Regions from separate parts of the Homo sapiens genome. Here region 1 is linked to region 2. A link is a loop called in an ENCODE intact Hi-C map of the cell type or tissue named here. Cell type or tissue: Caco-2. All regions are shown on one strand. Links, peaks and the distances in the headings refer to the core of each region. The heading gives the core; the rest is flanking DNA. Region 1 overlaps ZNF217 (zinc finger protein 217). Region 2 has its middle 8.0 kb from the start of PFDN4.

The links. Peaks named below come from ENCODE experiments on the same cell type or tissue, not always from the same donor. Only the 100,000 strongest peaks of a DNase experiment are listed, where the experiment ranks them.
Region 1: a loop joins it to region 2, with 6 times the contacts of the local background. A loop is called at or near these places in 36 of 110 quality-filtered maps.

The regions. Positions count from the first base shown.
Region 1 is chr20:53,575,610-53,583,946 of GRCh38, reverse strand. It overlaps ZNF217 (zinc finger protein 217), which reads left to right. Exons shown (of 6, transcript NM_006526.3): 2 at 779-2,486; 3 at 5,497-5,613; 4 at 6,667-8,220. The coding sequence starts at 1,121. Among named protein-coding and RNA genes, the nearest start is that of ZNF217, 14 kb to the left of the region's middle. RefSeq lists enhancers at 1,689-1,758, 1,789-1,918, 1,316-2,107. In Caco-2, for the core only: CTCF peaks have their summits at 4,994 (motif pointing left) and 5,015 (motif pointing left); DNase peaks (open chromatin) are centred at 4,036, 4,366, 4,986, 6,096 and 2 weaker places.
Region 2 is chr20:54,195,877-54,204,213 of GRCh38, reverse strand. No RefSeq gene overlaps it. Among named protein-coding and RNA genes, the nearest start is that of PFDN4, 8.0 kb to the left of the region's middle. In Caco-2, for the core only: CTCF peaks have their summits at 4,394 (motif pointing right) and 6,041 (motif pointing right); DNase peaks (open chromatin) are centred at 71, 3,013, 4,363 and 6,045; H3K27me3 peaks cover 180 bases.

The DNA.
Region 1 (8,337 bases), core at 57-8,056, 620 kb after region 2:
GAGCTTTGTGTATGTCTTTCCCTATTTGTTGTTTGGACTAGGAAGCCCCACCCAGTGCTTGTTGAAGGCAGAAAGTCGTTGAAAGCAAGCTGGGATTTGAACAGTGGATTGAGGTTTCGAATATCCAGTGAACCAAAATATATCAGGGTTCCCCTGGCCAAGATGAGTGACCATTCTGAGGTGTTAAGTATTTCTTGAATGGGGATTTTAGGAAAAGTTTCTGTATTTCTGTGCTCATTTTGTTGACCTCTGTATGTGCAAAATCTCTAAGGGGGTGTTTGGGCACTTAGATTTCTTGGATGCAGATTTGTTTGTATATGAAACAAATTTTAAATTGTTTTGTATACACTGGATTTAAAATAGTTTACTAAAGTGTTTTAATTTTTTCATCTTAATTTTCACAGTTCTTATAGTCTTTAGATTTAGGGAGGCTGTTGATGGCATCCACATGTGCATTTTAGTGGCATTTAAAATGTATTCAGCTGAATTTAACAATTTCTGACCTAAAACTTGACATTTTAGATTTAAGTCGGTAAAGCACTGATTTAAACTGGATTTTAACTGGATGAAATTCTGATTTAATAAGTGTACTGACTGGATAAAATGCCAATGATTTAATTAACAAGCACGTTTAACAGGATGCCCTATATATTAGTTAAAAGTGAAGCAATTGAATTAGGTACCTTCTCTGCTGCGTGGAAAAGACCGTATGACTCACCCACACCAGCCTTCTCTTCGCTCTGAGTGTAGCTAACCGTTTCTGTTTTTTTTCCTCTAGGGTTTGGAAATCCCTTGTCTCCAGGTTGCTGGGATTGACTTCTTGCTCAATTGAAACACTCATTCAATGGAGACAAAGAGAACTAATGCTTTGTGCTGATTCATATTTGAATCGAGGCATTGGGAACCCTGTATGCCTTGTTTGTGGAAAGAACCAGTGACACCATCACTGAGCTTCCTAAAAGTTCGAAGAAGTTAGAGGACTATACACTTTCTTTTGAACTTTTATAATAAATATTTGCTCTGGTTTTTGGAACCCAGGGCTGTTAGAGGGGTGAGTGACAAGTCTTACAAGTGGCCTTATTCCAACTCCAGAAATTGCCCAACGGAACTTTGAGATTATATGCAATCGAAAGTGACAGGAAACATGCCAACTCAATCCCTCTTAATGTACATGGATGGGCCAGAAGTGATTGGCAGCTCTCTTGGCAGTCCGATGGAGATGGAGGATGCCTTGTCAATGAAAGGGACCGCTGTTGTTCCATTCCGAGCTACACAAGAAAAAAATGTCATCCAAATCGAGGGGTATATGCCCTTGGATTGCATGTTCTGCAGCCAGACCTTCACACATTCAGAAGACCTTAATAAACATGTCTTAATGCAACACCGGCCTACCCTCTGTGAACCAGCAGTTCTTCGGGTTGAAGCAGAGTATCTCAGTCCGCTTGATAAAAGTCAAGTGCGAACAGAACCTCCCAAGGAAAAGAATTGCAAGGAAAATGAATTTAGCTGTGAGGTATGTGGGCAGACATTTAGAGTCGCTTTTGATGTTGAGATCCACATGAGAACACACAAAGATTCTTTCACTTACGGGTGTAACATGTGCGGAAGAAGATTCAAGGAGCCTTGGTTTCTTAAAAATCACATGCGGACACATAATGGCAAATCGGGGGCCAGAAGCAAACTGCAGCAAGGCTTGGAGAGTAGTCCAGCAACGATCAACGAGGTCGTCCAGGTGCACGCGGCCGAGAGCATCTCCTCTCCTTACAAAATCTGCATGGTTTGTGGCTTCCTATTTCCAAATAAAGAAAGTCTAATTGAGCACCGCAAGGTGCACACCAAAAAAACTGCTTTCGGTACCAGCAGCGCGCAGACAGACTCTCCACAAGGAGGAATGCCGTCCTCGAGGGAGGACTTCCTGCAGTTGTTCAACTTGAGACCAAAATCTCACCCTGAAACGGGGAAGAAGCCTGTCAGATGCATCCCTCAGCTCGATCCGTTCACCACCTTCCAGGCTTGGCAGCTGGCTACCAAAGGAAAAGTTGCCATTTGCCAAGAAGTGAAGGAATCGGGGCAAGAAGGGAGCACCGACAACGACGATTCGAGTTCCGAGAAGGAGCTTGGAGAAACAAATAAGGGCAGTTGTGCAGGCCTCTCGCAAGAGAAAGAGAAGTGCAAACACTCCCACGGCGAAGCGCCCTCCGTGGACGCGGATCCCAAGTTACCCAGTAGCAAGGAGAAGCCCACTCACTGCTCCGAGTGCGGCAAAGCTTTCAGAACCTACCACCAGCTGGTCTTGCACTCCAGGGTCCACAAGAAGGACCGGAGGGCCGGCGCGGAGTCGCCCACCATGTCTGTGGACGGGAGGCAGCCGGGGACGTGTTCTCCTGACCTCGCCGCCCCTCTGGATGAAAATGGAGCCGTGGATCGAGGGGAAGGTGGTTCTGAAGACGGATCTGAGGATGGGCTTCCCGAAGGAATCCATCTGGGTAAGCTGCCCTGTCTCCGTCCCGTGCTGTTCCGCCTGTGTCTGTCTGTCTCCCCGTCTCCCCCTCTCTATTCCCATCTCCAGACAACGCTGGCCAGGAATGGGGTTTGGAGAGCCAGAGTCAAGTCCAGGCTCTTTTTGGTATCACTCTGTGTAAGTCATTTAACCTCTCAGGGCCTTAATTTTCTCATTTCTGTAATAACAGGGTTGAGTTAAGAGGTCTCCTTGTTCTGAAAATATATATATATTTTTTAAACGTGTATCGTTTTGCTCACAAAACACACTTTAAAAAAAAAATAACTTGTGCATCCAGCCCAAATGCACTGCTTCTTAACTGGGGCGATTTTGTTCCCAATCAGTATCTGGCAATGTCTGGAGGCATTTTGGTTGTCATACTGTGTGTGTGGGTGTGCCTGCTGGCATCCAGTGGGCAGAGGCCAGGGACACTGCTCAGCATGGTACAGTGCACAGGACAGCCCCATCATCAAAGAATTATCTGGTCCCAAATGTCAATAGTTTGAGCATTGAGAGACCCTAGCCTTCACTTAAGTTTTTCTGGCGTTCCTGATCTTTTTCTGTAGTGAATTTCTAGTGGCCATAAAAGGTACTGGGAGTGATGATCAACTAGAGCCAGGAATATTATTTGGGCAGCCGTTTGGTGCTGTCCAAAACCTTGTCCTTTCTGTCTGGCAAGCTAGTATCCATTTATAGGTACCTCAGGAACCCAAATGATTTGTCATAAAATACAAGGAATGTGAGCACACTGAAGACATTTTTAAGAAGGCTCATTTGCTCAGCAGAATTTTCAGTGTACTAGTGGCATTTATAGAAAGAGAAGGTGATCACTGAAGGCATGCTCACATAATATTCCTGAGCCCTGGTGGGCGTTATCTAGGGCAAAGGATTCCACCTGTGTTTGGAGTTGCGCCCATCCTCACTGTAGCCAGAGCTTCTCCTATCAGAGTTTAGTATTTTGTTTGAATAGAGGATCTTGCTGCTTAAAACAGTTGAAAAGACCCTGATGGGCAGGCCGTAATTGACAAGCGAATGATGGGAACATGAATCGGTCTTAGGGAAGCATCTGTCAAAGTGGTCCTCGGTTAAAACAAGTGCCTCCTCCTCTCAGTGTCACTTGATTGTGTGCTTGAATTCTTCGGAAAACTGGGTGTATGAGACCCACGATGAATTTGCCCACACGATTGATTGGACTCTTCCTTCACCTGCTCTTCAGCCAGTGCCAGTTCCTTTTCTGATCATGTGATTGACGTGAGAACTGTAGTCTGTATATCAAATCTTTAGAATGTTTTTGAGTTTCCTGGGACACAGGAAACCCAGCACTTAGCATACTACAAATCTAATGTCTTAATGGCATCATAAAAAGAGGCTTTAAACACAGACTCCAGTTAGCTAAGTGGTTTCTGCTAGTGCCGGTACTGTTGCAGGGGCCCTGTGAGATGCCCCAGTTCCCTGAAAGAAATGAAAAGGCCAGTTACCGGTAGGTGGTGTGGAAAACATGGGCTAGATCATCAGGCAGGACAGAATGCCTGGCTGTGGGTGGGAGCACCCCAGCTTGGCGTTGAGTTCTGGTTCTACCACTGCGTTGTTTTGTGACCAATTATGAGTTGCTTAACCTTTCTTTGCTACTATTTCCCTGTTTGCAAAATGGTTCATTGACCCCTGTCTTCCACCTCCCAAGGACAATTTCAACAGCCTATTTGTAAAAAGATCACAGTCCTTTAAAAAATATAACTGTAAAGTCAGAGGTGATGCTTGAAAGAGCAGGAACCAGGTAGATGTGGAAATGTCATGTCCTTTGTTCTAAAGAAAAGGCATTTCATAGCTTTTTGGATATGACGCAACATACCATAAATCCTGACACATAGTTGGGAGTCGGAAATTGCAACAACGCCCAGTTATAAACCCAGCTAGTTTGGGTATGATTGTAAGAAAAAAAAGCTGGCCATTCTGTATTTGGGGAATTGATTTTCCTAAACTTATATTATCTTAGTAGTCTAGATTTATCATATTGTACTATCATCCTGGCTTTTTTAAGACTTAAGAAGATCAAGTAAATTTTTTTTTCTTTCTTTAGACACTATATAGATCATCAAGGGTGTCTGTCTTACAGGTGGATAGTGATATGATCTACAGTGAGGGGACATTTATTTAAAACTTAAACATTCATGTGTTTTGGGGGTGGTATTTTAACGGCAGCACCTCTGATTGTCTTTTGGAGGGCTGGTGTGTGTTTGAAGTTCTGTCCTCCTTCCAGTGGACTCTAACTTCTCCTGATGCACGTGAGACACATTGTCCTATTGTCCTGCAGAAACTAAAGCCAAACACTGTCATTTGGGGACAGGTTTTCATTTGTCAGATCTCTTTCGCCCACATGAGTGTTTGTGGACAATACAGCCTGCTTTCCAAAACTTTGCTAAATTTTGACAGACTTTCCTAGGTGCTTGCCCAATGCCAGACTTTCTTTTCTGTTGAAGATTAAGTTGTGCTTGCTGCCCTCTAGTGGTCAGTTGTTTAATCCTAACCTTAAACGGCTTATTTTTCCCCTGGTGGTTGGGAAGTTGACGGTTTGTAATTGGCTCATTTTTCTAAATTATTCTGAAGAAGATAATTTTTCCCGCCAGTATGTATGTCCACCTTCAGTTTGCCAGATCCTGCCTGCTCAGAGACACTGAGAACCGGAAGCTGCCCGGGCAATTCAGTCTATGAAATGATCTTTCTTGTGATTAAGGCAAACGAAGAACTGAATGTTTAATAGTGTACTCTGCTGTACCCAGAAAAAAACAAAACAAAATCATGTTATAACACTCTAAAACTTCAAACAACCTCCAACAGCATTTGGTGTGTGTCTAGCCGTTTTGTTCTAACCCGATGTTATATAAAAGAATTTTTTCATGCTTTCCAAAAATGTTTATGTCAAGAATATTTAAGTCAGCATGCCTTATTCAGGTACTTCAGCTACCTTCTTATATAAATATTTTTGTTTTTCCTTTAAGATAAAAATGATGATGGAGGAAAAATAAAACATCTTACATCTTCAAGAGAGTGTAGTTATTGTGGAAAGTTTTTCCGTTCAAATTATTACCTCAATATTCATCTCAGAACGCATACAGGTAAAGAACTTTTATTTTTTTAACCATGCATTAGTTAAATTATGTAGTTATCTAATTTTTTTGTTGTTGTTGTTCAGATACTCTGCCAGATCCTTGGACTAGCTTAAGGATAAATATGTAGCATGTTGATTGCAGTGGTTATTTTTATTCTTTTAGTGCCATTGTAACTTGAGCCATTGTTCTTATTTGCAGTTCATTTCTTTTCTTTCTTTTTTGTTTTTTGAGACGGAGTCTTGCTCTGTCACCTCGGCTGGAGTGCAGTGGTGCAATTTCGGCTCACTGCAGCCTCCACCTCCCTGGTTCAAGCAATACTCCTGCCTCAGCCTCCCCAGTAGTTGGGATTACAGGTACCTGCCACCACACCCGGCTAATTTCTGTATTTTTAGTAGAGATGGGGTTTCACCATGCTGGCCAGGCTGGTTTCGAACTCCTGACCTCAAGTGATCCGCTCACCTTGGCCTCCCATAGTGTTGGCCTCCCATAGTGCTGGGATTACAGGCGTGAGCCACCGCGCCCGGACAAAGTTCATTTGTTTAGTTTATGACTGCTATGTCCTGACTCTTATCTTATTAAAAGCTACAGTATTTTAAAATGCTGCATCTTATGTCTTTATGATTGAGAATGAAATGAGAATCTATTTAGTAGTCTTGAGATTGTGAAAGGAGCTATGACATCATGATGTAGGAGGCTGCGTAGATTTGAAATTTCATCTCTTCCACTTACTATCTGTGCACCCTTGGGCAAGTTATTTAACCTTTTTGTGCTTTTAGTTTTCTTTGCTGTAAAAGTAGAATAATACATATTTCCCTAGGGCTGTTAGGAAGATTAAATAAGTTAGAAGTGTTGCTGTTAATTTTTCTATTGAAGATAGGCATTCATAATTTCAAATATTCATTACAGTAAGGATGATAAAGAACTGATGAGAAATCCTATGTGATAGTAGATCGAGAAAGCAAAAGGAGGAAAGAAGCCTGTTTTCTTAATAAATAGATATTTGATCTATTTCAGTGCTTTTCATACACTTCTATAATAAAGTGCCATTTCTTGCCTTAGGTGAAAAACCATACAAATGTGAATTTTGTGAATATGCTGCAGCCCAGAAGACATCTCTGAGGTATCACTTGGAGAGACATCACAAGGAAAAACAAACCGATGTTGCTGCTGAAGTCAAGAACGATGGTAAAAATCAGGACACTGAAGATGCACTATTAACCGCTGACAGTGCGCAAACCAAAAATTTGAAAAGATTTTTTGATGGTGCCAAAGATGTTACAGGCAGTCCACCTGCAAAGCAGCTTAAGGAGATGCCTTCTGTTTTTCAGAATGTTCTGGGCAGCGCTGTCCTCTCACCAGCACACAAAGATACTCAGGATTTCCATAAAAATGCAGCTGATGACAGTGCTGATAAAGTGAATAAAAACCCTACCCCTGCTTACCTGGACCTGTTAAAAAAGAGATCAGCAGTTGAAACTCAGGCAAATAACCTCATCTGTAGAACCAAGGCGGATGTTACTCCTCCTCCGGATGGCAGTACCACCCATAACCTTGAAGTTAGCCCCAAAGAGAAGCAAACGGAGACCGCAGCTGACTGCAGATACAGGCCAAGTGTGGATTGTCACGAAAAACCTTTAAATTTATCCGTGGGGGCTCTTCACAATTGCCCGGCAATTTCTTTGAGTAAAAGTTTGATTCCAAGTATCACCTGTCCATTTTGTACCTTCAAGACATTTTATCCAGAAGTTTTAATGATGCACCAGAGACTGGAGCATAAATACAATCCTGACGTTCATAAAAACTGTCGAAACAAGTCCTTGCTTAGAAGTCGACGTACCGGATGCCCGCCAGCGTTGCTGGGAAAAGATGTGCCTCCCCTCTCTAGTTTCTGTAAACCCAAGCCCAAGTCTGCTTTCCCGGCGCAGTCCAAATCCCTGCCATCTGCGAAGGGGAAGCAGAGCCCTCCTGGGCCAGGCAAGGCCCCTCTGACTTCAGGGATAGACTCTAGCACTTTAGCCCCAAGTAACCTGAAGTCCCACAGACCACAGCAGAATGTGGGGGTCCAAGGGGCCGCCACCAGGCAACAGCAATCTGAGATGTTTCCTAAAACCAGTGTTTCCCCTGCACCGGATAAGACAAAAAGACCCGAGACAAAATTGAAACCTCTTCCAGTAGCTCCTTCTCAGCCCACCCTCGGCAGCAGTAACATCAATGGTTCCATCGACTACCCCGCCAAGAACGACAGCCCGTGGGCACCTCCGGGAAGAGACTATTTCTGTAATCGGAGTGCCAGCAATACTGCAGCAGAATTTGGTGAGCCCCTTCCAAAAAGACTGAAGTCCAGCGTGGTTGCCCTTGACGTTGACCAGCCCGGGGCCAATTACAGAAGAGGCTATGACCTTCCCAAGTACCATATGGTCAGAGGCATCACATCACTGTTACCGCAGGACTGTGTGTATCCGTCGCAGGCGCTGCCTCCCAAACCAAGGTTCCTGAGCTCCAGCGAGGTCGATTCTCCAAATGTGCTGACTGTTCAGAAGCCCTATGGTGGCTCCGGGCCACTTTACACTTGTGTGCCTGCTGGTAGTCCAGCATCCAGCTCGACGTTAGAAGGTATTGCATGAGGGGCGTCGTGTTTAAATGGCTGCCTACAGTGATTAATAGCTAATCCAGGCATTCTCAGTGGAGATGGTACCACTCCCAAGGGTGGGGGGTAGGCAGCCAGAAGTT
Region 2 (8,337 bases), core at 33-8,032:
CTTCCACAGGGAAGCCCCCAGGTGGAGGAACAAGGTGTGAGGCTGTAAGCACGAGCCAACTGGACGGAGAGGCAGCCCTGCAAGTCTGCACACCATGGCCGGTGTGGAGCTGGTCACTGTGGGAGCTGCTGGGGTGGAGCAGGTGGCCAATGGCAGGTGAGAACAAAGACAGGTTAAACCAAGAGGCTTTAACATGACACATCCTTAGGTGCTGTCTAACACTGAGGCCCATAAAATCAGCCAAGAAGTTCAGGTTATAACATACTGAAGAGTCAGTGAATTAAATTCTTTTAGGACTTTAAAATTACATTGGACAAACCACAGAATGAGAGAAAATATTTGCAAACTAAATATTTAGTTTAATATTTAATTAAGAAATAAGGCAAGAAAAAAGGGATTAACAGCCAGAGTATATGAGGAGCACAAACAACTCAATAGGAAAAAAACTAATAGTCCAGTTTAAAAATGGGCAAAAGATCTGAATAGACATTCTTCTAAAGCAGGCATACAAATGGCAAATGGAGATATGAAAAGGTGCTCGACATCACTGAACATCAGAGAAATGCAAATCCAAACTCCAATGAGATATCAGCTCATCCCAGCTAAAAATTGCTTTTTCCAAAAGACAGACAATAACAAATGCCAGAGAGGATGTGGAGAAAAGGGAACCCTCATACGCTGTTGGTGGGAATGTAAATTAGTACAACCACTGCAAAGAACAGTAGAGAGCTTCCTCAAAAAACTAAAAATAGAGCTACCACATAATCCAGCAATTGCACTGCTAGGTATATAACCCCCAATAAGGAAATCAGTATATCGAAGAGATGTCTGCATTCCCATGTTTATTGCAGCGCTATTCACAATAGCCAAGATTCAGAAACAACCTAAGTGTCCATCAACAGACGAATGGATAAAGAGTTGGTGGGAGTGTAAATTAGTTCAACCATTATGGAAGAAAGTGTGGTGATTCCTGAAGGATCTAGAACCAGAAATACCATTTGACCCAGCAATCCCATTACTGGGTATATACTCAAAGGATTATAAATCATTCTACTATAAAGACACATGCACAGATATGTTTATTGCAGCACAATTTACAATAGCAAAGACTTGGAACCAACCCAAATGCCCATCAATGATAGACTGGATAAAGAAAATGTGGCACATACACACCATGAAATACTATGCAGCCATAAAAAAGAATGAGATCATGTCCTTTGCAGGGACATGGATTAAACTGGAAGCCATAATTCTCAGCAAAGTAACACAGGAACAGAAAACAAAATGCCACACATTCTCACTCGTAAGTGGGAGTTGAACAATGAGAACACATGGACACAGAGAGGGGAACATCACACACCAGGGCCTGTCAGGGGTAGGGGGCAAGGGGAGGGATAGCATTAGAACAAATACCTAATGCATGCAGGGCTTAAAACCTAGATGAAGGTTGATGGGTGCAGCAAACCACCATGGCACATATACCTATGTAACAAACCTGCACGTTCTGCACATGTATCCCAGAACTTAAAGTAAAATGAAAATACAAAAGAAAATGTGGCACCTATACACAACGGAGTACTATTCAGCCATAAAAAAAAGAAAGAATGAGAGCCTGTCATTTGCTATAACATGGATAAAACTGGAAGACATTATGTTAGGTGAAATAAGCTAGGCACAAAAAGACAGATGTTGCGTGTTCTCACTGATTTGTGGGAGCTAAAAGCCTTAAAACAACTGAACCCATGGAAATGGAGAGTAGGATGGTTACCAGAGGCTGAAAAGGGTACTAGGGGACGGGGAAGTGGGAATGGTTAATGGGTATAAAAATTAGTCATCTAGAATGAATGAGATCTAATATTTGATAGCACAACAGGGTGACTACAGTCAACAATAATTTATTGTACATTTTAAAATAACTAAAAGAGTGTAACCGAGTTGTTTGTAACACAAAGGATAAATGCCTGAGGTGATGGATGCACTATTTACCCTGATGTGATTTTTTTTTTTTTTTTTGAGACAGAGTTTTGCTCTTGTTGCTCAGGCTGGAGTGCAATGGCGTGATCTTGGCTCACCACAACCTCCACCTCCCGGGTTCAAGGGATTCTCCTGCCTCAGCCTCCCGAGTAGTTGAGATTACAGGCTTGCGCCACCACACCCAGTGAATTTTGTATTTTTAGTAGAGGCGGGGTTTTGCCATGTTGGTCAGGCTGGTCTCAAACTCCAACCTCAGCTGATCCATCTGCCTTGGCCTCCCAAAGTGCTGGGATTACAGGTGTGAGCCACGGTACCCGGCCCCTGATGTGATTATTACACATTGTATGCCCATATCAAAATATCTCAGGTACCCCATAAATATTTATGCCTACTGTGTACCCACAACATTAAAAATAAATACATAAATGTAAATAACAATAATAAAATAAAATCAGATTGGTCCAAATGCTAATACATGTGCTGCCAAGAAACCCTGAGAAGCCTGCCTCATGCAGGGCCCACTTATTCATCACCATGCTTCCTTAATGTCCAAGTGCCTGGTTAGCTAGTCACTGAGCTGAGAAATTGCACCAGGAGACAGGGGCTCCAGAGACAGAAGGGCTAGGGGGCACTGTCTCCTCTAACAGGTGATATGGAGGTAGGGGCTGGATCCCTTTGGCTGGGCTCAAAGAAGCCATGGCTCCAATCGGATGCTCTATGAGGCTTTGGCTGCTCCATCATTATCATGAGATGGTGCACGCTTCTCCATGCATTAGTTCCCCACACAGACCATACAAAAGCAGAGAGAAAAGGCACTGGGCAGAGAGTCTGCGGGCACAGGGCAGTGTCATTGAATCTGGACAGAGGACAGTGGCGGCTCCTGGCAGTCTTGGTGCTGACTCAGCTCCCTCTGATGCCCCTATCTTCCCCTTGCTTTAGAGGTTTTCCTTCTCATTCTATTTCTCATCATTCTTGTCCCTCTCCTCTCCCCAGACCTTGCTATCCTTTGAGCTAATCTCTCTCCTAGCAGAAAAACTCGTTCTGCAAGTCCGCATGGTACAGGGACTTTCAAGTCTGCTGAGCATCTTCTCATTTCCTGATGTGGAGCATTTCCGACCTTTGTTTCTGGTCCTTTCTCCAGCTGGGGACTGTCCCTGGCTCTCCGGGGAGAAGCATGGGGTACAAGTGGAAGCATGTGGATCCTGCAGGTCAGGGAGGAGAATCAACAATGACCATTTGGAAAGACTTTCCCTTATGCCAGGTTGAAAACTGGCCTCCCACTGACTGGATCCAGGCTATGTTTTCTTTGACCCATATGGTATTTTTCTTTAGTGGAACCAATATTTGAGATTTTTAGTTTTGCTTGAGCTGGTACAATCAGCATCCTGGTGACATTGCACCTGTGTTTCTGCCTGATGGGCAGCTGCTGGTGCTGCTTTGGCCTGGCACATTCGGCCAGCAGGCTCTCTCCTGGGCCTGGCAGACCCCCCCACTCACAGAGCGCACACAGGTACATGTAGGGCACCTGCCCATCCATGTGCTCACCTGTGAGGCCCTCCAGGTATATGAACTTGTAACTCCCAGCCTTCTGTTTTAACATACCTAAATGAGAGCATTTATGCGTGTGTTTGTTTGAAATTTCTACCATGCTAGGTGCTATTGCAAGCAGAAAAATAAAGCAGACAAGGTGCTTGGCATCATGAAGCTTATGGTTGGCAAACATATGACCAAAGTCACAGCACCAGAAGCTGCAACCCTGGGGCGAGTCCAGGGGAGAAAGAGCTTGAATCTTGCTGGAGTGGTCCCTGAGGACTGTGGAATCAGTGGGATGTTGCTTGGACCAAGAAGGGCAGGTGCTCAGCATTGAGGGCATAACACTGAAAAAACAGACAAAACTCTTTGTCCTCATGTAGCTTACATTCTATTGATAGGAAAAAGATCATAACCAAAACATATAAGTAAATTATACAGTATGTTAGAAAGTTTTATTAGTATAAATGCTATTAATCGCTCCAACAAGAACTCATAAAATTATAATAAAAGACTGTGTGACTACCATCAGGAACACTCCGTGAGGAAGATATAAGGACAGAAATGGTCAGTATATTGACTGGAAAATGAAGAGAAAAAAAAAACCTGTTTGAATTGGTATGTAAGCTACAAAATTGTCCAGACATGTCCCAGTTTAATTTAGATTTTGTCACAAAGCGAGAATGAGGTTATCACATCATTTCCTGGCAGTACGCACCTGGGTGCCCTCCAAAACCTGCAACACCTGCTCCAGGCTCCTGGTTCTAAGATTTAAAAAGGAAACCTTGATCAGATTCCTCTTCCATGCTGGCCATGAGGAGTGAGAGGCAAGAAGGAGCAAATCCCCAGGATCACGCAGCAATTTGGTTTGGCGCCTGCAGAGGGCACCCGAGGAACATGACAGTGTTCCCCAGACTTAAATCATTCAAATCCACCTTCCGAATATTTTGCACTTCTTTTGAATCTTACTGTGCTGGGTAATGTTAAGTACTGTCAGTTTGTATTTAGCTAAACAATTTTGCAAATGGTTTTTCCATAACGCTGTTTGAAATGTTTCATTGTTTTCCCATTGCACTTAAATTTCTTACCAGGGCCTAGCCTCCCTCCCTGACCTTGTTTTGGACCATCTTTCCCCTCACTCACTGTGCTTCACCCTCTTGGGCCTCCATTCTGTGAATGCTACACGCTCCCTCCTGCCTCAGGGCCTTTGCACTTGCTTTTCCTGCTGCCTATGATGCCTTTCTCCTATTGTTCAGCCAGCTGCATTCTACCGTCTGCCTATCCTTAAGACTCAGCGTCTATGTTACTCCCATCAAGGAAGCTGCTATGATTTGAATGTGTCCTCCAGAGTTCGTAGTTGAAATTTAATGGCCAATGTGGTTTTACAATGAGGCGGGGGTCTTTAAGTCTGAGGACAGAGCCCTCAAGAATGGGATTGGGTCTCTTATAGAAGGGCTTGAGGGAACGAGTTTGTGTTGGTCCATTCTCCCACTGCTATAAAGAACTGCCCAACACTGGGTAATTTAGAAAGGAAAGAGGTTTAATTGACTCGCAGTTCCACATGGCTGGGGAGGCCTCAGGAACCTTACAATCATGGCGGGAGGTGAAGGGAAAGCAAGGCACCTTCTTAACAGGGCGGCAAGATCAAGAATAAATGCAGGAAGAACTACCAAACACAAAACCATCAGACCTCGTGAGAACTCACTCACTATCACGAAAACAGAGTAGGCGAAACCGCCCCCTTGATTCAATTATCTCCACCTGGTCTTTCCCTTGACACATGGAGATTATGGGGATTACAATTCAAGATGAGATTTTGGGTGAGGACACAGCCAAACCATATCAAGGTTCATTCTCTTCTGTTCTTCTACCATGTAAGGACATAGCATTCTGCCCTGCAGAGGACACAGCAACAAGTTGGCATCTTAGAAGGAGAGACTGGACCTCTCACCAGCCATTAAACCTACAGGTGCCTTGATCTTGGATTTTCCAGCCTCCAGAACTGTCAGGAATAAATCTCTATTGTTTATAAATTACCTAGACTCAGGACTTTAGTTGTAGCAGCATAGACTGACTAAGACACAAGCTTTCCTCAAACGCACCCATCTCCCAGACAAGAGCAGCATCCGCTGCCCCCTAAAGCAGCTTTCTACGCCTCCCTGGTATATTCCCTTTTGAATTCTGTGTCCCTGTTAAACTGAGAGCACCAAAGGAAACAGATCATGCCTGTTTTCTTCATCTCTGTTGTTGCGGCACCAACAGGAAAGTAGGTGCTTAACAAATGTTAACTAATGAATAAATCAATGCATGAATAAATAAGTGATAATGTATTTAGAGATTAATACAGTAATATATAATACAGCGTAAGCTGTTGAGGAATTCACTCCACTACAATGTACAAGAGTCCATAACTTATTGCATTCTTTTTGTTTTGTTTTGTTTTGTTTTTTGGCTAGGCCTAGTACTTACGCAAATTGTGATCATGTGGACTCATTGTTCGAGCAACACTCCTTTCTTCAGCAGATGGCACTGTGACCCCAAAATCTGGCATGTTATTTTTCTCTCTGCAACTCCTGAAGAATTGTCTACACGCTGCAAAGCAAGATGACACAAACCCAGGAAACCACTGCCTTTGGGCCAAAGTAGAATCATCTTTTGCTAGTTTGAATTCTTAACCGAATTTTTACCTGGCTAAAAGTACAGCATTTTTAAAAGCCCTTCAACGTATACAATGTTTTTAGACCTTTATAAAACAGACCATTAGTTAACCAACCCTATAAAGGAGGTAGTATTATCATTATTACACACAGATGGTATAACTGAGGCAAGAGTACGGGACATAATGTGCTCGAGGACACAGAGCTAGAAACAGTAGAGCTAGAGTTGAAACTGGCACCTCTTGCATTCCATGCTCTTAACCTTACATTACATTGCAACGGAAATGGAAAGAAAGGGAAGGGTGGGACAGAGATTGCAATGGAGGAATGAACATAACTTGGGAACTCCTAAGTTATGAGTTATTCGCAAGGTACAGAGAATAAAAAATAACACAAGAATTTTACTTCTTGTGAAAAGAACAAATTACAGAAGCTATTTTTGACAATAGTGAGTTTTTTTAGCTTATCCTTAAAGTAAACAAAAGTTTAGAGTTAATCATAACATATGTATACTATTATTTTTTAAGTTGTTCCTGCATCCAATGGTGACATAAACACATTGGCTCCAATAACAGAATGAGATTTCATTTCCAGGTAAAGATGCTACCTCGAGGCAAATTGAATGCTCAAATCTTTCTACAGGTAAAATCTTGTTTTAATAAAAGGCACTTCCACGTTTGTGTTTACACAATGAGCCTCTTCCCATATTCGGTCAGGTGTTATCTGAGCATACTGAAGGAGAGCTGAGGTCCTGGCTACGATGGATTCCATTTGACCTAATAAATGTTGAATTGCCAATGTAATCAGTGATTCTTGTAGCAGTGTAGGACATGGATCCTAGGAGAAGATTTCAGTACTTTGCGAGCTACCACTTGCTAAGCTCCGGAAAAGCTGTCTGCGAAGACATGAGGAGGAGGGGCAGTCCCTAAATTGTCAATGGCCTTAAAAAGAGGCTGTATTTCTCTTAAGCATTTAATATATACTTTGGGTTCTTAAATTAATTTTGCAAATTAATTCAGTTCAAACTATAGGTATAATTTTCATTTTGTAGGTGGTGAAAGGAGGCTCAGGACAATTGGGTAATGCCTCTAAGTTTCTATACCTTATATAACTGTTATCTGATAAAATAAGGATACAAATCGTAGTTATTCTCATCTACACTGTATTTTCCCATACCCATAAAAATTAAATATTATACTTCTCAAAAAGAATCCTGCCTCACTTCCTTTAGAACTAACTTTGTTCAAACAAATTTTAGTACCACCCAAGTAATTATGCTATCTAGTTATGTTTGTGAAACAAGTCTACATGTATTTTTTGCATAATTTGACAAGATATATAGGACAACATAGCAATGAAAACTTTTCTCCTTTTTATTTTAAGATCCCACTCCCCAAAGGGGGGGAACTGTATTAAAAGCACTTGAATAATGCATACATAGGGAATTAATCTATATAATGCATTATTTTAATAGGTTTATATCCAACTGTAACTCATCATTACAGACTTTATTTTGTAATAATCTCTTTGCTGATGGGGAATGGGAAGCAAAATTGTATTTATCAGACTCCACATTTGATTGGCTGCCCAAGAAGAATTAGTTCTCCTGAACATGTGGTGCTTGCCTCCCGACACCCATTTCGTGCTCTTCTGGCAATAGCCCTGATTTCAATGTGAGGACCCTCCCCTTCCTCCCTATCAGTCCATGTGATCTGGGTGGACTGTCATACCACCTTAGTGGTGGAGCCTGAGAACAGCCGTCAGCCATTCAGCAACTCATGGTCACATGACTGTTCAGGAATAAGCACAGAACCAAACTGAGGCCAATCAGAGCCTCAACTTCTGATTCCAATGGGAGCCAGAAGCCCTCTCTTCCTATTTGCTGTGAAGCTGTAGAAATGGCAGTTCTGGCATAGTGGCTGGTATCTTGCCATATCAGGAGCGAACTCATTTAAAAACGGAACCAACACAGAAGTGAAACTGAGGAACAGGGAGAGATAAAACAGGGCCTGATAGAAAGCATTCCCCTAGTCACACTGAGAGCTCAGCTAGCTGTCCCCTTGAACTTTTCAATGACTTGAGTCATTGAATTCATTTGCTTAGGAAAGTTTGGTTTAGTTATCTGTCACTTAAAATCAAAAGAGTGCTCACTGATGCGTCACGGCTACATTAACGT